Linked DNA regions of Mus musculus: regions 1 and 2 are each linked to region 3. A link is a loop called in an ENCODE intact Hi-C map of the cell type or tissue named here. Cell type or tissue: left cerebral cortex. All regions are shown on one strand. Links, peaks and the distances in the headings refer to the core of each region. The heading gives the core; the rest is flanking DNA.

Region 1 (6,323 bases), core at 829-5,828, 830 kb after region 3:
TAGTGAAAGAAGCAATGTAAAATATTCTCTTCAACTTAAAACTCTGATAGGATCCTCTGTCATTCCTTTTTCCCATTTGATTTTTGTAAGCCAACTTACATGATCCTTCGTTATGTTTTAGTTTGCATTTTGTTGCTATGATAAAACGCTGACCAAAAGAAACCGGGAGAATGTGCATTTCATTTTATAGTTTATGGTCCATCATTGAGAGAGTCTATGGCAAGAGCTAGAGGCAATAACATAACTGAGGTTTCCTCTTTCCAGGTGACTGAAGGTTGCTTCAAGTGGACAATAACTAGTAATAACTGATCAATATACTTTATTTTTCTTCTCTTCCCTTTTCTTTGACTTATTAACTAAGAAAAATTATTCTGTATTTTGTAATAACCTAAATATATCAAATCTCCCCAATTGTCTGTAGCATATAGGTTAGGTTTCTTGCTATTGAAAGAATTTTTTAAGCCTTTCAAAAACATGCATTTTAAGAGAATAGGGAAATAAATAAATAAATAAATAAATAAATAAAGTAAAACATACAAATAATCTTTTAAAATATTTTATATATCCAAAATAATATTGATTCTCAAGTCTATTTAAAATTATTTCTGGTGGAATTAAAAGTCTAGTAGAGATTATGGGTATTATAATTCCACATAGAACTTAATACTAAAGAGGCAGGTTAAATATTATACATTTTCATTTATATTCAGTTCCATGGAAAATATTAATAAATCATTTAAAATTCAGTTAAGAGAAGGACATATTCTCAGTAACCAAAGTCATACACATCGATAGAGGTAGATATCTTCATGATGATATATAATCAACATAGACACAGAGAGATATTAAAATGTCATATACTTAAGTATAGATAGTAATGAGTTTAAAGATAGATACTCATGACAATACATGTTTATAAGAACAAGGAGCAAATTACCTAAATTGCATTTGTATCAGTTTCTATACCATTATACTACAAAACAGTATAGTCTACTATAAGTTTGTGTTTTATGTGGCTAATGTACTTCATTTTTATAACTATTGTGCCATAGCTATTATATTTCAAATATATGTGTATTATATCTTAATTGGTGAAGTTGTTTTAATGAAATGGTATAGTTGAAAGATACATTTTTAATGCAGTAGATAACTGTGAAGCTATTTATAGAGTCAAACTATACATATAATGTTAATCATTACTGACTCTCCACAATGTGAAAGATTTTACCTTAAAGACTTATTAAGTACTCATCAAAATTGTAATTATTTCATGTTTACTACAAAAAGAAATATTTATACTTTTAGTAAAAGCTAGCTTTCAGTGTTGGTGTTCTGACTTGGGACTGTTTGTGAATAATGAGCCAGCCTTATTCCTGCTAGTTCATCAAGATGCTCCTATTAGGAACCATAGAGATAATCACAATGACTATGTTGTTGAAAATGGCCAGGTTTTCTATTATTTTTTGTTAATATTGATTAAAGAATCTCTCCTTTTATTATTACCTGATCTATGATTTATATATAAATATTATAAAAATGTTATGCTGGGCGGTGGTGGCACACACCTTTAATCCCAGCACTTGGGAGGCAGAGAAAGGCAGATTTCTGAGTTTGAGGCCAGCCTGGTCTACCAAGTGAGTTCCAGGATAGCCAGGACTATACAGAAAAACCCTGTCTCAAAAAAAAAAAAAAAAAAAAAAAAAAAACAACAAAAAATGTTTTTAGTATGTGAAATATTACATCTTATGTTCCCCTTCAAGGGTTCATGGCTCTAGTTGGTCTCAAGGAGATTAAGTTGTTTAATTAAGTTGAACTAGTCTCAAGGAGATAGTCTGAACAATATGTGGTGCATAAATAAAAATATTTTAACTAGGCCTCACAATCCTAGCAATTATCCTGGGGCATATGGTATAGTGTAAAACATTGATTTGGGTAGAGCTCCCCATTAATAACTGCAGTGGAGAACAGAAACTAATCAACTCAATTTTCTTCATTTATCCTTTAATTCATTTCTCTAGAGTAAACAATATTTTGGTACAAGCGTTATGTCATTTCAATGCACTTTTAGTAATTTTAATTTTCTTACTAAACATAGACAATATATAATATAAAATATTCACTGTGCACAAAAGTTTTATTTTAGGGGATATTTAGTGGTTGATCTAGTTAATTCTTTAGCCATGATAATTTTATCAGTTTGGATAATTAATTTGCAGATTTCTTTTTGTTGTTGTTCATTTGCTAGCTTCTAGTTTGGAGGATAAACAAATCTCAGGGTCTCTTATGTGAAGAGCAAATTTTCTTTCATTGATCCATATCCATAAATCTATCTAAATAATTTTAAAGTAAGACTTGACTACATCAAAATTTTAAAATACTTCAATAACTATATGAAATGCCTTCTAGAACCTCAAGTCTATTTAACATAATTGTGGAAAGGCCATGGTCTTTTAGGTTGGTTATGTTCAGGATCATCCTTTCAGATTTAATCAACCAACAGTTAGTACCATATATAATGTATACATGAAATCAATGCAGTGTGGATCCTGGGGTTTCTAAAGCAGTAATGTATGCATGGAGCAATGCATATTATTAGGTTATTATTTCCTCTGACCAAATATTTCTTCCTACCTCCTGAAATGCAATCTAATAACCTTTCACATTTAAGATAAAATTGTCAGCACTTAAGAAGCATGCAGAAGAAATTCTATTATTTATCTGTGGTTGCATGAATTAGTCTTGCTGAGGATCTTGTCTGAGGACAAAGTAGGTTAAGGTTCATCAGCATTTGTCATTCTTTGACTACATTATGACCTATTCAAGACATCATATATATGTTATTTACTGTCTTCCTATAGATCACTCATGGGATTATGAGCTGCATCAGGGGTTGTAAAACATATCTGTGTCAGTGCCATCTGCTAATGGCATCATTTAACCAAAAGCTTAATATTATCACACCCAATCAAGTGAAGCAAATGATTAAACAAATTCATTCAGATAGAAAGGGATGACAAGTTCCTAGACCACCACGCTTCATTAACAAACAAGCCCCCATCATTCCTCATGAATTATATGGAGGGAATGGGAACACTAGGGACAAAAGTCACTTCAAAAGACACCTCTAAGACATGGAAAAACATATGTTAATATTCTACACCTATGGAGGATTGATTTAGAATCTATTAATGCAGATGTGTGTGTAAGGGGAAAGGAGAGGTTACAACGATGTACCACGATGAAAGAGAAGCCTCCATGTTGCTTTTTAAAAGGATGTAGAACACACAGGCTATTCTTTTACAGAGAACTTTCTCAGCACCCCATTCTCGTTTATTTACTGCTTTTAAAGAATGCTTTTCAAATTAAAAAAAAAAAATGGAGAATCCAGGGATTTTACCTTTCCTTGTCCAAATTACCCAGAATGTCTTTTCTGTATGGAATGTTGAGTTAGGGTGCCCTCTAATGTCCTTTTGTTACTAAAGTGACAGACAAATGTTTAACTCCAGAGGAATAGCAAGTCAGACTTCTGCACTGGAATGAGTTCTACCAGAGGATTCATCGCTGAAGGACAACTCCCATTTCCTTGCTTTTTTTCTTTCTGAAAAGGTAACTTTCACAATATCTGAACAAGGTCTGGTGTGGGGGTAGCATTGCTAGATAGAGCATAGAGAAATAAAGGTAGACCAATCATACTGTCTTCTTTGAGTCATTGTGCAGAGATATTTGCATGCAGCATTGCAACTTGGTGCAAAACTAAGTGAGTTTTTCCTGGCAATTAGTGAGAAACAGCCAAGCCTGCAAGGCTGAATTGCATATTATTCTTTGTCATGTGAATTTTTATTAAAAGTGGAAAAGAACTCTAGTTCTGTGATCTAAGATGAAGACCTATGGAAATTTCAGAAAAGAAAATTCACACCCTGACTTCTTTACTCTTCTTCCTGTTTCCTGAACTTGTATTAATTGAATTTCCCTAATTTATTTTTCTTATCTAACTGCTACTCTCTACCCAACACATTTAAAGCCCCAAATATGTCATGTATCATAGAGAAAGCTTCAAAATTTATGAAGCACCAACTAAAAGCAAGGATCACATATAATTTGAGGTCATCAGATGGCTGAACAGGTGCTCCGTTTTCTATTTTGCTAGATAATCAACCTTAGGAAGAATGAAATTATCAATAGCTTCAATCTTCATGATGCTTTAGAAAGAATCACTTCACTACATACCAACATACTCTTAGTCTAACTGCCAGTATAACTTCTTTGGGTGTGGATATTTTCTGGTACCACCTGCATTTATGAATTGTCAACAAATGCATTGCACTTGCACACATGTACACACACACACACACACACACACACACACACACACACACACACAAAACACTATAGTTGTTGAGGTTGACTGCATGATTATGGCAAAATAATGTAAACAGAGATGACCAACAATCTTTAAATCCCTAAAATAAAAGTATACTTAAATTTTCCCTGGAAATCTGCTGTTTTGCAGAGATACTCTAGAGTAGAAATTTTATCAATATGTGTATACGTAACTTTACTGGTTTTTCTTCCAGAGACTAAGTTACACTCATCAACATATAAAATATTTTTTCATCTTTATTAATATTATTATTCAAAGACTAGATGGAAAATAAAACAATTAAACTGCAGCCACAAGCTGAGATCAATTTCTGTTTTCTGGTCTCTTATGAAAAAAAATCATTATATATTGCTCACAGCTATAATGAATAAATAGCATTTTAAGAATAAAAGAATGGACTGGAAGGTAATTGTTTTTCTTATAATTTGTCTAAGATCATTTGTTTCTCCCTGTTACATTGACATGAAGGATAACTAAACATTTTGAGACATGGTTTCTCTGTATAGCCCCAGCTGTCCTGGAACTCACTGTCCTGGAACTCACAGAGAGCTGTCTGGCTCTGCCTCTTGAGTATTGAGAGTAAAGGTGCCCCCCGCACCCCCCCCCCCACACACACACACATACACCTGGCACAAAACATATTTTAAAAGTTGTGGTTTATTTGAGTTAATTTTATATCCAGCCACTTTGCTGAAGTTGCTTATCAGTTGTAGAAGTTCTCTGGTAGAATTTTGGGGGTCACTTATGTATACCATCAAATCATCTGCAAATAGTGATAACTTGACTTTGCCAATTTGTATCCCCTTGGTCTCTTCTTCTTGCCTTATTTTTCTAGATAAAATTTTGAGTGCTGTATTGGATAGATATGGGGAGAGTGGGCATCCTTGTCTTCTACAAAATTTTAGTGCAGTTGTTTCAAGTATCTATCCATTTAATTTGATATTGGCTGTTGTTTTATAATAAATTGCTTTTATTATGTTTAGGTATGGGCCTTGAATTCCCTTACTCTCTAATAGATTTAACATGAAGGAATGTTGTCTTTTATCAAAGACTTTTTCTGCATCTAAAGAGATGATCTTGTGAATTTTCTTTTTTTAGTTTGTTTATATAGTGGATTATGTTCATGGATTTTCATATATTGAACCAAACTTGCATCCTTGGGATGAAGCCTACTTGCCTGTGGTGAATGATGTTTTTGTTTTCTTTTCTTTTTTTTTTTTTTTTTACTATGGCCAAGAGTATTTTATTTCTTACACGTTCAGGGGAGTGTTACAGGTCTCCTTGTTACATAATTTTCAATAATCTGCTTTAATAGTTTAACTGACTGGATTTTTTTCTATACCATGTATGTACCACTTCACAGGTTAGTAAATGACCTTGTTTTGCTATATTTTAAAAGCAGTTATATTATTGGAAATGTAATTGAAGAAAATACGTAATAAAAAAAGAAATTATGACAGGACACATAAAAGATACTTGTATTTCTTTTTTCTTTTTTTTCAAGAAAGGGTTTCTCTGTATAGCCCTGGCGGTCCTGGAACTCACTCTGTAGACCAGGCTGATCTTGAACTCAGAAATCCACCTGCCTCTGCCTCCTGAGCACTGGGATTAAAGGCATGCACCACCACACCCGGTAAATGATAGTTTTAATGTGTTCTTGGATTTGGTTTGAGAGAATTTTTGCGAGTACTTTTGCATCAATGTTCAGAAGCGAGATTGGTCTGAAGTTCTCTCTTTTTGTTGCATTCTTGTGTGGTTTAGGTATCAGGGTAATTGTAGAATGAATTAGGTAATATTCCTTCTGTTTCTGTTTTATGGAATAGTTGAAGAATTTTGGTGTTAGGTCTTCTTTGAAGGTCTGGTAGAATTCTACACCAAAGCCCTCTAGCCCTGGGAATTTTTTTGTTTGGGAAGTTTTTAATGACTTCTTTTTCTTTAGGGG
Region 2 (6,323 bases), core at 829-5,828, 110 kb after region 3:
TTCTAGCGTTTCCTTCCAAACCCTCCCGCTCTCTCCCATATCCCACTCAAATTCATGACCTCTTTTGTGTTATTGTTACATATATAGATGAACTAATATATAAATATAATCTACTGAGTCTGTATAGTGCTGCTTGTATGTATATCATGATTTTATCCTGATATCTTGGTATTGGATAACCATTTATTAATCTGGTAAGAGACTGGAAATAGACAGTTCAATGAAAGAGCAATGGCTAGATAGATAGCTAGTTCTTCCCAATCTAGGCCCATTCTTTTTTTTTTTTCTATAAAAATAATTTTTATTTATTCTTTGACAATTTTGCACATATACTCAGTATATCTGTGTCATATCCACCCCGATTCTACCCCCTACTCCCTCCAGTTATGCACAGTCTGCTTTCCTTATTTAATCTCATTTTCTTTTTATTTTTTCCCAGTTTTATTAGATATTTTATTCATTTACATTTCAAATGCTATCCTGAAAGTCCCTTATACCCTCCCCCTGCCCTGCTCCCCTACCCACCCACTCCCACTTCTTGGCCCTGGTGTTCCCCTGTACTGGGGCCATATAAAGTTTTCTAGGCCCATTCTTATTTGATGTTCTGCTATCTTCATTTTCTGTTAATGACTTAAAATAGCTCTTAATCATACTATATTCCAAGTATCAAGCTGGACAAATGTCGAGGGAAGAAAAGCAGTGTCCTCCTCTTTAAAGGATTAATAGATTACGCATTCAGATATGTCTTTCAGGTTAACATTTAGATATAGTTGCAAGTAGGACTGGAAATCAAGGAAGACCGAGAATGTGGTCCTTGGGTTACTACCTCAAGTCTCTAGCTTGTTTCTCCATTTTCATGGTAGCTAAATCCTGAATGTTGCAGATGATGTAAACTCTGACATAGTACACCATGATGAATTCCCCAGCTTTCTTAAGGGTGCTATTAAAAAAAGTATAACACAGGGATCCATCCCATAATCAGCTTCCAAACGCCGACACCATTGCACACACTAGCAAAATTTTGCTGGAAGGACCCAGATATAGCTGTCTCTTGTGAGACTATGCTGGGGTCTAGCAAATACAGAAGTGGATGATCACAGTCAGCTATTGGATGGGTCACATGGCCCCCAATGCAGGAGCTAGAGATATTACCCAAGGAGCTAAAGGGAACTGCAACCCTATAGGTGGAACAACAATATGAACTAACCACTACCCCGGAGCTCTTGTCTCTAGCTGCATATGCATCAAAAGATGGCCTAGTCGGCCATCACTGCAAAGAGAGGCCCATTGGACTTGCCACCTTTAGATGCCCCAGTACAGGGGAATTCCAGGGCCAAAAAGGGGGAGTGGGTGGGTAGGGGATTGGGGGTGGATATGGGGGACCTTTGGGATAGCATTGAAAATGTAAACAAGGAAAATACCTAATAAAAAAATTTTTAAAAAAGTATAACGCGTAAAGAAATAGCTGGAAAACCCATTCCAGCTTTTGTCTGAAAGTATTTGGGTTCTGGTTTATGAGGTTTTGAAATCATGTACGCAAACCAGCTTGCCTCCATTAGTGTTCTAGACATTCTGCTGCAAACCATCCTTTCCTCCCAGAACCTCTTGACTAGAACGTGACACATTTACAGCAATGATATCTTTAGTGTGTATTTTTTAGGCTTTGGGGGGAAGGAGGGGTGTTTACTTCTGGATACTTCTAAGCATGTTTGGTGTTTGTGAGGGAACCAAATTGGGAGAAGGACTACAGATTTTCTGAACTGAAGCCATTCATATGCCTATACTCACGTGTGAAGAATTTACACATAGAAATTACATTCTTACAAGATACTTACTGTGGGAAGAAAAAGTTATAATGGTTAGTTCATATTTTATATCATGCTAGATGTTTTCAAGAAGGCTCCTAACTGAGGTGTTATAATCATTTTCTAGTCACTGTGTGGGTGAGGAATGGATTCTCCCCCTAGGATTATGGGATTGATGGAAACAAGGCATACAACACTGAAAGAAAGAAATCAGCAGCAATCTGTACTCATGGCTTGAGAGAGGCTGACCCCAGATGTCATGCAGAGTAACACAGAGGTTGGATCCAGAGTGAACAACCAGGGGCTGCAGGAGGCAGGCTTTGTAATGTCCAGAGGGTGAAGTATCTTTTAGTTCCTGCGAGAGGATGTGATTGGCTTTGAATAACTCTGTAGGCTGGCAGGAAATTGAAACTCCATCTCGGATACAGGAATTGTGCCTGGTGCCTTTGATAAGGAGGTCTGTTGGCTGGAAGACCTTATCTGTTGGGCCAGGACTGAAAGGGAACATTGCAGTTTGATCATCTAAGGCCCTTCTGATTTTACCAGATGTCAGGGCAGCACTTAACATTGAACTTCAATTTTAGGCCTTACCTCACATCACACTCTAAAGATTTCATTGGGTTGAGGCTTTCTGTTTCTCATTGAAGGTACATTTAATTAATTAAGTAGAACTGAGTTTTGGTTAATTTACACTTGATTTTTCCTATATAGTGAGTGTTCAGAGATTGGCTAATTTCCTATCTCTAAAAAATACTTTAATGTAATTCATGTTGTAGGGTTTATAGGCTTTATACTTTATTAGGAAGCTGGTATATCTATCTATATCTATATGGCTTTTCCTCTATTTTTTTTTTGTAGAATGTGCTAGCTAGTAGGGCAGTTCTTATGATATATTTAGGGACATTTGTAACATTTGTCTCTGACAAAGGAAAGGCTGCTGGTTGTATTGGGTCAGGAATATTCACTTAGTCTGGGCACTAGTCCATGGGCTGATCAGTTATCCCAAGTACAAAATGCAAAAGGTTTTGGGGAATTCTCACATAATTTAGAGTTTGCTCTTATATCCTTTGGAGTAAATACCAATGATAGGTTCCATTGTGAAGGGTTCCAAATTCACTCAGTTATGCTGACAATAAGAGGATTAATCTAGTGGCCCAACAAAGAAGAAAAATCCAGCCCAGAGGCTGACATAGTTTTGGTAGGACATTCTTGCTTCCATCCTATGAAGAAATATTGCAAAGCTCAACCATTAGCGATTGGATGATTCTAGCAGGTAAGAGACAAAGAAGCTTAGTGAGAGTGTTAAGTTTCTGGGTTTTATCTGAAACTAAATAAGAAGGAAAAAAATCAGCTTGAATATAAACTAGACACCTCCTTTAGCAGCCAACTCCTCAGCGAGGACTGGGTCTCATGAGGCCCTCCCAGACCGCATTGGATAGTTGATTGGATTCATCTTGTGTAGTTCCTGTGCAAGCAATCACTGTTGCTGTGAATTGATGACAGCAAGACCCATGTCATACCCATAAGCCTCCTCTTCTGTGATGCTCCCTTAATATTTCTCCTTCCTCTTGTGTGCATGTGCATCTGCCTGTGTGTGTGTCTGATACAGATGTTCCAGTTAAGCCAGATGTTCCAGTTAAGCCAGATGTTCCAGTTAAGGCAGAGCATCTCAAGTCACTTATTCTCTGAATTTGATGAGCTGTGTCTATATATTAATCATCACTCCCTGCATAAGAAGATTCTCTGATGAAGGGTGAGGGATAAGAAAGGTCTGTTGATTAATGGTGTAAGGATAAGTATTTAGAAGGGAGCTTGGTACTTTATTCCCTTAGCATAGTAAGTAGTATAGGATCTTCAAGGCTTATGGCCTCTGCAGTGAGTTCTGACAGGTTTATGGTACCATGCGTGGGCTCCCTCTTGTGGAGAATATCTTAAATCCAATTAGAAAGCTTTCAACTCTTGTCACATAAATTACACTATTACATCAATGGGCAGAGCATGCTAGGTCAGTCGTTATTGATGCTCAGAGACTGACAGCTAGATAAGATTGTTCATTGATGACATCTCTCCCTCAGCATCTTGTAAAACATCTTTCAGTATTATGAAAGCTAACCAACATGGAGGAAGCATCCATGTCAGTACCAGCTTGATTTGTCTATATCCTGTGACCAAAATAATGTAACATTAACATCTTTGGAAGTACAGTGTTATCAAGTTATAGTGGCAACCAAGAGCTATGACAATAGCATGAGTTGTTTTCAGGGATCCCTCAACCAACAACTCAAGGGAGGTTTCAGTGAGTTAACAAAGTAATAAAAAGGAGTAGAAGGCATCAACTGGGAGGAAGATGGGGAAGGTCTGGTAGAGAATTGGTGTGTGTGTGTGTGTGTGTGTGTGTGTGTGTGTGTGTATGTCTGCATGTGTGGTGGATTTTATATTAATACATTGTACTCTTTCATAAAGTCACTGAAGAATACACAATAAAAGCTGAGTGGTATAATTTCCCCATATTTCAAATGTTCTTGGTTATTTGAGTGTAATTAAATAAGGTTTCTTCTTTTTAAGTTCACTCTTTGTCCTCTGCATATATGTTACGGTGGTTAACTTGATGTTCTGTGGGACTTCTAACAATGGGAGTAACAGTAATCAGTAGACTGTATCTCTACTCCTTTGCCTATTTTTGAGACTCTTTTGCTCCCATTAGGTTTTCCTGGCAAGCCTGGATATAATGTTCTTCACCTGGTCTTCTTGTGTCTTTGTCCTGTTGGCTGCCTGTCTTAGAGGCCTGCTCTTTTCTAGAGAAGAAATGGAAGAGGAGTGGATCTGGGGTAAAGGGGAGATTAAGGGGGAGCTAGGAGAAGTGGAGGGAGGGAAAACTTGTTGGGATGTATTGTATGAGAGAAGAATCCATTTTTAACTAAAAAAAAAAAATCTAAAAAAGAATACAACTGTCAATTTGATGTGTAAAATATATGTTGTTTAGAATACAGAAACCATACCAAAATGACAAATATGAGTTGCTATTGTAAGGGTCTGAAAATCACTGAATGAAGACCCCAGACTCGCGTAGTATGGAAAGACAAAGAGCACTTATTCTACAGAAACAGCCAGCACGCCTGGGTTAACTATCCAAGCAAACTGTCGACCCTCTGGAAAGCTCACAGGCCCCTTTTAAAGCCAGTTAGGGGTTTTCCAGTTGCAGTTGGGTCACCTTCATCATGATTGTTTGACCTTATGTTTCAGGATATTTGTATAATTCTAATTGATTCGTACCTCAAGGCAAAGACGGTTATCTTATAGGGACTTTTAAAAATATAACTGGCCTTCCCTGAGCAGCTGCTTGACTGGCTGTTCCATTTCTGCTGTTTTTTAGAGAAGCCTGAGCTGTCCTAGGAAATTGAAGTTTAAGGCCTAAAATGGCTACCTGTTCTAAATTAGAGTGAGTAAGTCTTCTCAATTTTCTGTATTGTACTATGTGTTAATAATCTTGCAGCCAACATTAGGCCATTCAAATACACAAAGAAAGTATTAATAGACTTAAAGGTAAGACAGACTCTAATGTAGCAATAATATGGGGTGTCAATACCCCATTGTCATCTCTGGAAATACAGACAAAATTTAACTTGTGTGTGTGTCAGTATTGATTAAACTATATACTGAATGGGTTTAATATATTTTAGGACATTTTGTTTACAGAAAGGAAATATAAGTTTTTCTTACCAGCAGAAACAATACTGTTCAGAACAAAATCACATCTTTCCAAACAAATCAAATCTCATTAATTTAAAATTGCAATAATATCATATATTCTTAAGTCACAATGAAATAAAAAGGACATAATTAAGAATAAAGAAAACATAAGCCAATATGCAGAAACTGAATAACATGCTTCTGAATAACAAATGGGTCACTGGAAAAATTTAAAGTTAACCCAAAAATTACTTGGAACAAAATGAAAAAGAAATCACAACATATCAAAATCTGTGGATACAGCAAGATATGATTAAGTAGGAGGAGTTTATAGTAATCAATGTCCATGCTAAAAATAGAAAGGCTTAAAATATCAAAGATAGCTAGTAGCTTCTTAGAAATGTAAGTAAATTTGACGAACTTTTAACTATATTAATAAAGAAAATGAGAGACTATTAAATAAATACAAATAGAGATGAAAATGAAGACATTAAAACAACTTATAGAAATGCAAAGGACAATGAGAATCCACTATAAGCAATTTCAGCTAAAAATTGAAAACCTAGGAGCAATATTTAAACTGTTATTCACCCTTGAATTGATTATTTAGTTTTGACAATTTATTTGAAATGCATTTTTACTTTTGCTAAATTTAGATTTATCTTAACAGATCAGGAGTAGGTGTTAAAATGAAACAACAAATTGTATTTTATCAAAGAGCAGTCCAGTACTTGATGGCCTTGCAGTGAAACCCTACAAACCATTAAAATAACAAAACCTACCTCTTTCCAAAGTGAGGTTAATATTACAACAAATATGGTTTGGATC
Region 3 (6,212 bases), core at 1-5,000:
TTAGATTTTTTTCAACCCCTTAAAAAACTAAGTCATTATTTGTTTATTCTTAAATAAAGAGAGCAGAAATGGGCTCTTTACAGCGATCACATGTCCAGCCTCTGAGCCCACACAATGTAGAAGGAAGGTGGGGGCAAAGAACCCACAGATGAGTCTCCTCATCTTTTGTACTCTCGGTAATTCCAGTGGTTTCCATTTGTAAGACTGCCAGCCACGGTGGCTTCTGTACTAGTTGCAGACTTTTACATTTACTGAAGGGAAGCCAGAGGGACGTGCTTTTCCTTACACCACAGAGCCCTGGCACGCCTCTGGAAGAAGTAAAAAAGACCAGCTGCTGCTTTTTCTGTTACAGGTTTTCTGAATGCCCTTTGGGAGTTTAAGACAGTGGCAAGTCTGGGGCCCCACCCCTGTTCCTCACTCCAGTGTAGAACCCTTGATCACTGTCCACGGTTCTGAACCTTAAGTTTCAGGTGTCTGGAACCCACTAGATTTCTCATAGCTTGTCAAAACATGACTGCCTCCCGCCCCCACCACATATCATCTCCACTTTCTTCCTTCCATCTGTGACCCCTCCCCCACCCCCAACTTCGCATTTTATTTCTGCCTGCTTTTAAAATGTCTTACTCTATTTCAACTGAAGTCCTCTAACCTACCGCCTAGGGACATAGTCCAAGCCTCAAACATCAAAGTTAAAAAACAAACAAGCCAACAAACCCAGGCTTCCCCCACACTCTTCCTCCCCTTCTGGTCCCGACTCCCAGCAGCGCACAGCACTCCACGCACCAGACTCCTCTCACCTGACTCTCCCGCGGAAACTCGTGGCGCACTATGCTGAGCACTGGGATGTGCAGGACAGAACTGACCAAGTCCAGCTCCATCATTTCGCCCTGGCTCTGGGGGAAGGCCAGCAGCGCTGAAACCCCTTGTACCACTACGGTGTGGCACACGCTCTGCAGAAAGGAGAAAGGGTCACTGCTCCACGGTGAGCTTGGGGAAGAGAAAGGCATAAGTGGCAGGTCGCCCAGGCCCGCCTCGATGGCCATCACTACTTCCAAAGACAGGTTGTAGGGAAGGAGCCCTTCCACACGGTTCAGGTTTTCCACAGCGAACAGTAGGGCATCCCGCGGCCACAGGGTCTCGGTCCCGGCGCCCTCCCCGAGCTTGCGGGAGCCGGGTGGACCCCGGCCATGCAGGGCGCTCCCCAACCAACGTGCGCCTTGCGAGGGCGCCGGTGGCCGCCACGTCCCCGACTCTGGCTCATCCCTCTGGGCACCCGCCCTGCCGCCGTCCTGAGCGCGACTGGCTGCGCGTGGGGCCGTGGTCCAGGGTTGCAAGTGCACCGCGCCCACCCTCACCGCGTGTCCGATGCGCTTGAGGATCTGGCAGGGTTGCGGGTGCGAGGAGGAGCTGGGCACCCCGGCCAGCACCAGTGCACAGGGCGGAGGCAGCAACAGACAGACCCTGCTCAGCAGCCACCACAAACTCAGTCTCCTCATTACTGAGACCCGCTGGGAGAAAGCGCGCCCCCTCCTGCGCCCGGCTCTTCCCTCTGCAGCCGCCGCCGGAGGTCTCCGCCGCCTGAGGTCTCTGCCTCCAAATCCTGAGCGCAGCTTCCCTAGACGCGGCGAAGTGGTCACAGGAGCCGGACCGCTCCCTGGGCATTCCAAGTTGCAGCCTAGCGGACGCCGGGCAGTGTCGGATGCGGTTCCAGGGCTCCTCCGCCTAGCATCCTCCGCAAGCGCCGCAGGCCGGTTGGCCAGCGCGGGTCACCCGTGGCTTGAGCTCCGGGTCCCTGTCCACCCCATCTGCAGGGCGCCTGGGGCGCAGCGTCTGGCCCCGCGAGAAGCCGCCAGACTTGCAAGGGGGCGGCAGTGACAGAGGAGCTGTACTCTCACTTGGCTGGCTTCTTTTCTCTTGCTGTTCAGTTCAGGAGACACCCACTTATTTACTGGGGTGGCAGAGGAGAGGGCGTTCACGCACGGGGTGCGGAAAAGCAGCTGCCGAACCTGCTTCCTTTCCCCGCCGGCCACCTTACCGCGGGCTCCCCCAGCGCCTGGTTCATTTTCCCCTCTTCCCTTTCTACTTCCTCTCTTCCTTTTTCTGCCGGGCTTTTCGCCCAGGCGCCACTTCCGCGGCTTCCTTGGAGGAGCGACACAACTGGCCAGCGAAGGGTGGTTCTGTTCTGAGCGCCAAAGTTCTCCCCGCCTCAGCCGGCGCCTCCCAGTAGCAGAGCCCTGGCGCCAGCCTGTCGCTTGGCTGCGCTAAACGCCCACTGATGGTGAGATTCTCCTGCCGCACAGTCCCGCGCCCCTGCAAAGTCCTCGCCCCTCAAACGCAGAGTCTGTAGTTGGCACAATTCCCTTTGGCGGATGTACGCAAAGACAGCCTGGGGGATTTCTGAATTCGGAGTCGGTACTGAGAGATCTGAAGCCTAATGGGTCACAGGGACCGGTTAAAAGCCACTGTGACTTTAAGGAGTATCCCTTGGCGACACCACTCTAAAGGGTTTTTCTAGTCCAGAGTATTAAAGCAAGAATTATTTACACATCTGATTTCTTCTTGCTTTTCTTTGGCAGAGGAGCTTATGCGTTTTTAAAGGGGTCTTGTTTTTTTGATTCTCGGGATAAAAAACGTGGATTCAAAGCGATTCAAGAAGTTAAAGAGCTGGCCACCAGGCCTCACAACTGCATTTACATCCCCAGGTCCTTTAAGATGGAAAGAGACAATTGACTCAAGAAAGTTGTCCTCCAACGTGCACCCCTGCGTGGCAAGATTCACGTGCTCACATCCATCCCAGACATAAAATAAATAAAATGCAATAAAAGTACTTTCAGAGCTTAAAAAGCCTTCACCAGTTGTCCGTAGTATATAGACCAAGAGTGTCCAGGTTGTAGTTTCTTGTGAGTTATTTCATTTATACAGCAACCCAGGGGTCAATGAGCCTATTATCTAAACTTTCTCCCCATTTAATAAGTGACATCAGAAAAAACGCAAAAGGGTTAAGGAAATCTTATGGATGCCACACATATTGCAAATTGACTACTTTTTATGTTACAGGAATCATTCATGAGGAGGGTGGGGGAGATGACTACGTGACTAACAGCATTGGTGATCAGCAATACTGAGTCCAATATCACCTCTGGAGAACTGTGACCTCGGCAATTTATTTGACCTGTCCTTGCCCTGTTGTTTGGAGCTGCTAAATTACTATGTAAATACATCAAACCTTTAGCTCTAAAAAGTTGTTTTGATTCTTGAGTTTAAGTTTCCACCATGTTTTAAATTTTGGGATAATGAAACTATAGACAAATAAAATTCTTGAGAACCTGGCAAAGAGAAGACTCTTTGTCTCAGCACAAAGTAAGTTTTGTAAGATGGAGTTGCTTCAGGGTTAAAAAAACTTCCACCATTGGGAAGTAAACGCTTAATGGGGGCTAAATCAGAATAGAAAGCCCCTGTTCTCTCTTGAGGTCAGAGAGAGATCAAAGCTCTGTCAGCAATCTCCTTTATCCCAGAGTACCACATTGCTTGAGATACAAAGTATAGTGTAGAATGTGTGGTCCTTGCACGGCAGGGACTTGAGGCTCTCACCCGTGCCGTTAGGAGGAGCTGGAGTATGTGTATGGAAGACTAAGGAGTGCCTATAACTGTGACTCTGCATAGCAACCGTTAGCACCATGGCATTGCATGTGTGCTCAGATGAAGTTCCTCAGAGAGTAGGTGTTGATAGAGAGTAGCCTGGCCTGACTGGGAAAGGTTTTGTTGGATTCACTTTGGGCATTAGGCTACTTACAAGTTCATCATGGCCGTGAGAGTGTGGCTGACCTGGTTATTCTCAGATGAGCTGCATAGTTCTGAGCTTGGTACTGACGGAGCCCTGGTGGAAGCTTGTGAACTGGAAGAAGAGCTCTTCCTTTTCTGTTTTCGAGTCTCCCCAGGTCCTTTCTACTCTGCGTCATTCCTTTTGGTGTGTTTGTGTGTGTGTGTGTGTGTGTGTGTGTGTGTGTGTGTGTGTGTGTCTATGTACGTGTACACATCTGTGTTAGCTCAGGTGGAGGCCAGAGGTCACCCTCTGCTTTGTGCCTCAGAAGCATTCTAGCTTGTCTTGTCTTTGGGACAAAGTCTCTCTCAGTGAGACCTGGAACTCAATGATAAGGCTAACCTGGATGGCCATTGAGATCCTTGGTATTCTGTCTCTCTTTCCTACTGTTGGTATTAAAGGTGCATGCTACCATGCCATGCCTGGTTTTTTAGAGTAGATTCAGGAGACTCAGGCCCTCGGGCTTCAGTGACAAGCACTTTACAGAGGAGCTTCTCCCCAGCCCCTGTGCTATTCTTCTTCTCTGTCCTCCTTTTGCCACCTGGTTCTCTTGTCACTGCAGAGCAACTCTGACATTCTTCTTTTCGCCTTTTCTTATCTCTCCTCTTTCCCTTCCCCTTCCTCTCTTTTTCGTGCCTACAAGACCATAATTTTAAAAACCCTTTCATTACTCAATAATCAGTTAGTAAAACCTACTGTGCACAGGCATAAGGCTATCCTGGGATTAGGTGATTTAATCCCAGTTAGAATAAATGAATTCTCTGCCTTTTCAGACTAAGATTGTTAATAACTCCACAGAGTGCTAAATATTAGTTTATGAACTAATGGAACAGAAGGACAACAAAGAACACAATCAAATACACACAGGACATGCTGTCTTGTGCTCAGGAGGAAAAAAAAGCCCACAGGAATAGAAGGGAAGTGAGCTGTGATTTTTAGAAGGCAAAGCCAGGGAAAACCCCCAAGAACATACCTTTTGAATAAAGAGATAAAGGGAGGTGAGGCAGTGATTTGTGAGAATGATGGAGCAAGGAGTCCCAAGGGGAGGAAAGAGCAATGGAGAGGGTTCTTAGGAAAGGGTTCTTTTTATTTTTTTCCTTTTTTTATTGGGTATTTATTTCATTTACATTTCCAATGCTATCCCAAAAGTCCTCCACACGCTCCCCTACCCACTCCCCCAGGAAAGGGTTCTTATGCAGAAATGTTTCTGGGGTATTTGAATAAGAGTGAAGGATCCAAAGAGCCAGAGCAAGACAACTCACAGCAGTCACAGTGGGGGCTGTTAGAGCAGAAAGGCTCAAAGGAAGAGGCAGGCAGTGAAAACCAACCAGGAGGTGTGGCTCTGGTCTGCATAGGGTGACAGGTGTGACTGCAAGACACTGGGCAACAGAGTCAGTGGCAGGGCTAATTTTTGTTTTCTTTTGAGACAGGGTCTTAAGACTTCTGTAGCCCAGGCTGGACTCAAGTCAAACAATCCTCCTGCTTTCCCTCGCATCCTTAGTGCTGGGATTACAGTCATCTGTCACGATGCTCATGAGGACTAACGCAACAGGATCCCTCTAGATGTTCTTTTAATGGTACATGGAAGGTAGGCAAGATATCTGATGTGAGCAGTTGCAATAATGTACCTGAGAGACAACATTCTTGCTAAGTCCCATAATCTTGTCTGGCTAGGGTGATTATTCTTCACATATGGGGAATTGGGTTTGAGGACTACTGGACTGCTGACAGGTCTTCGAAGTGCTGTGAGGGGCAGTGTACTTTTAGCATTGGAGGTTCATTCCAGCTGCAGGGTTGGTAGCAAATCAGAGCTCACATTTGGCTCTGCCAGAGAAGACTTTGTTTATAATCTGATCCAGAATGAGAAGTAGTGATCTAAGAACCCACGTTGGAAGTCAAACAAACAAAACAAATCTAAGTGCTCAATTTAAAATGTGTCCCATGCACATCTGTGCTTTCTGGTGCCAGCTATGGTTATAGTGAAAGCTGTGACATTCTGGAAGTGGCCCAGGGAAGGTTCCAGGGAAGAATGCTGTGGAGAATCAGGGTTGGATCCCCTCTCTGCAGCATTTCCCTGTGGGTATGACATTTCGCCTCCCAAAGCTAGAGTTTCATCCTTTCTGCATTGGTTGTGGTGACAGCTCCTGACAGTTTTCTGTGTAGAAACGGCAGCATGCAAACTCATGCAAACCTCAAGCTTCTTGGAAATGGGAGGCTTATTTGCACATTTATTATAGTTTGTAAAACTATTCTTTTCTTACCCCTTATATACTGAAAAATATCTAGGTGTAGCCACACCTAGTTTTGGTGATGTTATTATTTTAAATAAGTGGCATTCATTTTAAATGGCATGTTCCCAACTACAGGTTTGCCTGTAATAAAATACTAACTT

The links. Peaks named below come from ENCODE experiments on the same cell type or tissue, not always from the same donor. Only the 100,000 strongest peaks of a DNase experiment are listed, where the experiment ranks them.
Region 1: it touches region 3 in a loop (5-fold over the local background); 2 of 42 quality-filtered maps call a loop at or near these places.
Region 2: a loop joins it to region 3, with 12 times the contacts of the local background. A loop is called at or near these places in 10 of 42 quality-filtered maps.

The regions. Positions count from the first base shown.
Region 1 is chr4:50,672,311-50,678,633 of GRCm38, forward strand. No RefSeq gene overlaps it. Among named protein-coding and RNA genes, the nearest start is that of Gm42287, 110 kb to the right of the region's middle. In left cerebral cortex, for the core only: a CTCF peak has its summit at 3,459 (motif pointing left); a DNase peak (open chromatin) is centred at 3,490.
Region 2 is chr4:49,954,774-49,961,096 of GRCm38, forward strand. No RefSeq gene overlaps it. Among named protein-coding and RNA genes, the nearest start is that of Grin3a, 110 kb to the left of the region's middle. In left cerebral cortex, for the core only: a CTCF peak has its summit at 3,722 (motif pointing left); a DNase peak (open chromatin) is centred at 3,722.
Region 3 is chr4:49,843,586-49,849,797 of GRCm38, forward strand. It overlaps Grin3a (glutamate receptor ionotropic, NMDA3A), which reads right to left and starts at 2,184. Exons shown (of 9, transcript NM_001033351.2): 1 at 798-2,184. The coding sequence starts at 1,496. In left cerebral cortex, for the core only: CTCF peaks have their summits at 1,533 and 2,248; DNase peaks (open chromatin) are centred at 330, 822, 1,263, 1,693 and 1 more place; H3K4me3 peaks cover 2,602 bases; H3K27ac peaks cover 1,129 bases.